Linked DNA regions of Homo sapiens: region 1 is linked to region 2. The links are chromatin loops, found by intact Hi-C in ENCODE. Cell type or tissue: endothelial cell of umbilical vein. All regions are shown on one strand. Links, peaks and the distances in the headings refer to the core of each region. The heading gives the core; the rest is flanking DNA. Region 1 overlaps TIAM2 (TIAM Rac1 associated GEF 2). Region 2 overlaps TIAM2 (TIAM Rac1 associated GEF 2).

Region 1 (2,801 bases), core at 46-2,545, 130 kb before region 2:
ACCACATTATTTAGGGAATCTCAATGTAAGAGGCCACAGAAAATCCCACACTCACTCACTCCGTTGACCATCAATGGGAACAAGAAACTGAACATACCTAGGGGACTTTGCCATTTATGAGAAAGTACCCGGTTTGTTCTCCAAATGCCATGTAAAATAACTTAATTTTTAGTATTTCCTTTTATCTCACAGTAATAGAAAACATTACTTAGGCTAAGGGAGAAAAGTGAAACTAATAGAAAACATTACTTAGACTAAGGGAGAAAAGTGAAACTAAATGTGCCTGAATTTTCAAACGTTACTCTAAAAATACTGCAACATATGCTTTTAAGTACTTACTCTTCCCCTCATAAGCAAATAAAGTATTGCAGGTAGAAGTTATTAAGAGTTTGCTTCATTAATTAGAAATTGCATTATAATTATTAGACACAATTTTTAAGCAAACTAATGCTTCTAAAATGCTCACAAATGTGTCCTCTTGTATAGGTTAACTATCCCCTCAAATCTGTATCCAATAAACTTTTTTGACCACTTCTCATGTGGCAACCTCCAGCATACGAATAACAATGACATGACCACCATCTGGGTGCTTCGCAAGTGCCTTTCACATTGACAGGAAAGAAACACCAGCCTGCCTTCACTGTAAACAAATGCCTGGGGCCCACTTCACGGTACTTTATCCTACTACTGTGTTTGCATCCTCATTCATAAAAGTTCAGACGTTTTGAAAACTATTTCAGTCTTTCCAATTTCATTACTTCCTTTAAAAATAAGTCTTGATATGAACAAACAAGTTTATACAATAGAACCGATAACAGCACATAGAAGCCAAGAGAGAAAGATGCCTGCTCCAAGCTTGGACTTCGGAAGCAGTACTTTCTCCCTCCATGGTACTTTATGATCTCAAGAAACTGCGCATTTGCTCCTCCCCGCAAATAAAACTCATCCAAACTAACAGGCTGACAGAACTCAAGTATTACAAACAAGGGAAAGTAGCAAGAGGTTTACAGCCAGAGCTGCTTCTTGCAGGCCTGGCCAGTATCTTTTTCCAGCCACTGATGCAGCAGTTAAACTATAAACCAAGTCTTCTCATCGAGTAAGGCCCATCTGATGCTACTGTTGCACATGCTACAAGCCATGACCCGGGGCCCGAGGACCAGGGCAAAGGGGCAGAGCAGCTCCAGCTGCACACACGTCCAAATTCTTTCCAATGGGTTCACGTTCACTTCCCAGCTTCCCTAACACTGGAATTCCAACAGCCATGGTTTAAATCGTGGCATCTAGAGGAAATGAATGCAAACCTTGGGCCAATGCCAAAATGTCACCAAACCTAACAACCCATGGACAACAGACTACCGCTCTAACTTGGAGGCATGAAATCAAAACAGGACATTTCACATTAGAGCCAGGCCAGGAAGTAAAACAATAGGCAGAATTTTGTGGCTATCAAATTTAAAAAATCAGGAAATCAATCTTAACTCTATGACATCAAGTTCAACTTCACGGGACTCTGCATCTCTAAGGGTGCACTGGGGCCAGTGGAAACGGGCTGCACCCGTGTCAGTGAAGCCTCTGCCATTCACCCCGGTGCTGGGGGCCCCCAACCCTGCCTTTGCCGTTCACCCCGATGCTGGGGGCCACCAGCCCTGCCTTGCCGTTCACCCCGGTGCTGGGGGCCCCCAGCCCTGTCCAGTCCCTACCAAGCGCTGGTCTTGGCTTGGAGGGGTCGTTGACACTGGACGTTCTTGCTATGGTAGCAGAAAGAGAAAACAGATTGGCATAGCAATGGCAGTACAAGAATAGAGACGTAATATTAGTAGAAATCTCACCCAGGGGAAAGAGGGCAATTAGTCTTGGTTTTCCCTCAAATCCACCTTTTCTATGAGACCCTTTTGATCTCCCATCCCTGCTGCTGGCCCATCTCAGGGCAGAATCACCAGTATTCTAAAATTAGTTTATGAACTCCTCCCCTGACACTGACTATCACTCAGTCTGTTGCACATTTTGAGGGATATGTTTAATGACCTTGCCAACTCTTCAGCCCAGGAAGTCCCCAGTGAACTGCATGAAAATCCACTCACTGGAAAAGACAAATGGAAAGCAGAATTACCCTTGTTGAAAATTTATTACATCCTCCAAAGCCTTGAAAAACATGTACGTCCCTCATATACCTATACATTCCAGGTAGGCAGATAACCAGATGGTTTGTTAATAACGGCTCTCTCCAGAAAACTGTCTCCCATTTATTTACATGGATACTTTAAGGATAATTTAAAAATTAGGCTTAAGAGTGTGTGTGTGTGTGTGTGTGTGTACACATATATGTGTTTTTAACTAAGATTAAACCAAACAGTTAAGTCCAAACATTACAACTTGGATTCTAAGCCAAGAAATTAGAACTCAACATACTGAATTCCCAGAGGAAAGAGGTGTAGAAAGCCACATGGAAAAGGTTACGCTGGGGAAAAAAACATCTTTATCACAAGTCTTGCCTTGGCTGCAAAGGAAAGGAAGAAATGTGTGCTTGATAACATTTATACTACAAAGCACCCTTTATCCATGGATCTTGAAGTGTTTTACAAGCAAACACCAGGAAAGCAGGACCTAGCCAAGACTACAAATCTAGCAATGCTCAGTGACAACTCAGGCCCATCACTACCCCTGAAGTTGGTAGCCAGAAGTTCCTGGTCTACCTTTTGGGATAAAATACAGGAAGCTGCCAATCAGCTCTTCCAGCCCTTAAGTGATATCTGCCTGAGTTTCCCTCAAGAAGCCTGCGACAATTTGGCTCTGGACAAATG
Region 2 (2,801 bases), core at 54-2,553:
CTCTGCACAGATCACCAGGACTCCTGCAGTAGCCCAGCTGGAACCCCCAGCTCCAGCATGCACACCCTACTCTGCCAGTCCAACCCTCCAACACCTCCCCACTTGCAGACCAAGTTAAACCCAGACATCCTAACCACACTTTCAAGCCCTTACCAGCTCTTGTTCCAGTCTGCCTCTCCAGCCTCCTGACGGACAACTCATACTCCAAACTCAACATGAGCCTGCCCCATTGCTTGTAGCCTAAAGGAAATTCTTTTCTCATAGGAGAAGAATTTGCAAAGAAGGAATCAGAAAGGTAAACAGATGCTTACTGCAATTCCCTCTGCTGCTCTGGCCCTATCTCTGCCAAGGAAATGTCTTTCTCTCTCATACTTTTAAAAAGGAAAAATATTTGGCAGGAAAAATTAAATAAGTAAATGAACCACATAATATAAAATGACAAGAACTCACAATTGAGTGTACGTAGATACTCACAAAAAGACCAAAAACTAAAGACAAAAGAACAGGAAAACCATCCACCAGAGTCAAAAGCATCCTATATTGATACAAACAGCAAAGAATCATCTTACAATTACATCTGTCTTGTGATTGAGTTTCATGTATCAGATATTCACAAATGACTAGCATTAAAACTCAGCAAGATTTACATTATAATAGAAAAAAAAGCACTACGGTGAACTAAACAAAACTTAGAGACAAAACACAAAAACTACTTAACATAATACTGTAGTAATTTGAGAAAGAAACAATAAAAAGACTACTTTATAGACATTTATTTGATGCCTATGAATTAAACCCTATCCTGCATAATGAGGGAAGATAAAGACATAAGAATAAGGTCAATGACCTCAAATAGTATAAACACTAGCTAAACAGATGAAACAGTTCCACCAAATAAGAATAGACAAAGAAAAATATATTTTCAAGGACAAACAGTTAATTAAAAATGGAATACAAATGAGTAGCATGAGAACAGACAAAATAGATTTACTGGAGTAAGGTACACAGAAAAGGTCCACATATTTTTTGTGTGAAAGCAAAGAAAATAACAAAATGACTTTAAATTATGGAAGATCTCTACTAAAAATACACATCACCTTAGTTTTTCCTTCCTTTTCTTGCTGGTAGACACAAAAATACAATGATCTACCCCATCTCAGGTGTGTGTGTGTGTGTGTGTGTGTGTGTGTGTGTGTAGACAGATACATAGACATATATCTGCCTAACAGTATCTTCAATGCTTTCTAACCCAGCAATAATAATTAGAATCCAAGTTTCAATTATACTTACTCAGCACTTAGGAAAGACCCTGTAAGTGCTCCTCCACGGACTGGGACTCCAGCCTTTTCTGATGGAGACTGTCAACAATCCATCATCCCTGCTAATGGTGGGATGCAGTGTCACAGATAATTTAAACAGCTGTCAGAGCTGAGCAGCTCTTCAGACTTCCATATGGCTCATAAAACGCACATGGGCTCTGTGCCCTTCCCCCTCCCTAGAAAGAGTTGGGAGGAAGGATATGAAGTCAGACAAACTGGGATTCAATCCCAGCTCTATGCTTCAATATCCTCGTGTACAATATGGCTTTCCAATATCCCTTTTGTGTAGCAGAGGGGAGCAAGCACTTGGAAGTACCTAGCACAGCGCCAGATGCAGAAAAGGTATGTAGTAAATGTTGGTAACCATGCCTTTCTTCTCTTCCCTTGAGTTCCTCACCTCTCCCAGCAAGCCGTCTCCCAAATTTCGAGTTCTCCAAAGCAAAAGAGACAAAACTCCACATCAAACTCGGAATACAGAGAACTTACAGATTATCAAACACAGAAATAAGCAGACAGAGATTTTCTGACCTGCTTTCTGGATCGTCTATGGCACACACACCTGCAGGAGCACAGACTAAGCCAGCTGTAGACCCCAAACCTCAGCTGTACTACAGGAGCCATGGGGACTGGTAAGCATCTATGTGCAGAGAAAGCCTGGGTCCTCCAGCCCCAGTTAGGAGGAGCAACAATGTGCCACAGGTAGGGGACAGGTGAGGAGCAGGAGAAGAAGTGAGAGGACGCTCAGAAGCCCGAGCATAATGGCCAGACTTACGAGATGGGAGAAACTGGGCAGGTTACTTAAACTCTCTCACCTCCATCTTCTGAAGTGAGTCTGAACTCACTCTAAGGTCTCTCCCAGTATTTTATGATTTCAATATGATTCTAATGCTACATTGTAAGATTTTAAGATGTCTGTTTTTAGTATTTCTAAAATAGCATCAGAGGATGGGGCATAGTGGCTCACGCCTGTAATCCCAGCACTTTGGGAGCCCGAGTAGGGCGGATCACTTGAGGTCAGGAGTTCGAGACCAGCCTGGCCAATATGGTGAAATCCCATCTCTACTAAAACTACAAAGATTAGCCAGGCATGGTGGCGGGAGCCTGTAGTCCCAGCTACTCGGGAGGCTGATGCAGGAGAATCGCTTGAACCCGGAAGGTAGAGGGTGCAGTGAGCCAAGATCACGCCACTGCACTCCAGCCTGGGCTACAGAGTGAGACTCCGTCTCAAAAAAATAAAATAAAATAAATTTTAAAAAATAAAATAGCATCAGAAATTGCCCTGTGATTAATTCTGTAAGATACCCTATATCTTACAGAATTAGGAATTAATGGGGTTTGGTAAGTTGGTTGGTTGATTTTTGTTTTTAAACCTCACTCCACCCAACACAAAAGTAGCAAATGTGCTTTCTGTAAGACTACATTGAGTCAAAAGCTCAAAAGTGAGAAAAATCAAAATACTGTTAAGGATTATCATTCCCTTCC

Evidence for each region. Hi-C counts contacts between places; a loop is a spot of excess contacts. Peaks named below come from ENCODE experiments on the same cell type or tissue, not always from the same donor. Only the 100,000 strongest peaks of a DNase experiment are listed, where the experiment ranks them.
Region 1: a loop joins it to region 2, with 1.8 times the contacts of the local background. A loop is called at or near these places in 2 of 110 quality-filtered maps.

Annotation. Positions count from the first base shown.
Region 1 is chr6:155,140,908-155,143,708 of GRCh38, reverse strand. All of the region lies in intron 5 of TIAM2 (TIAM Rac1 associated GEF 2), which reads right to left. Among named protein-coding and RNA genes, the nearest start is that of CLDN20, 120 kb to the left of the region's middle. In endothelial cell of umbilical vein, for the core only: no CTCF peak of the experiment used is centred there; DNase peaks (open chromatin) are centred at 738, 1,308 and 2,478; H3K27ac peaks cover 1,974 bases.
Region 2 is chr6:155,012,313-155,015,113 of GRCh38, reverse strand. All of the region lies in intron 1 of TIAM2 (TIAM Rac1 associated GEF 2), which reads right to left. Among named protein-coding and RNA genes, the nearest start is that of TIAM2, 18 kb to the right of the region's middle. In endothelial cell of umbilical vein, for the core only: no CTCF peak of the experiment used is centred there; DNase peaks (open chromatin) are centred at 283 and 1,483; H3K27ac peaks cover 1,977 bases.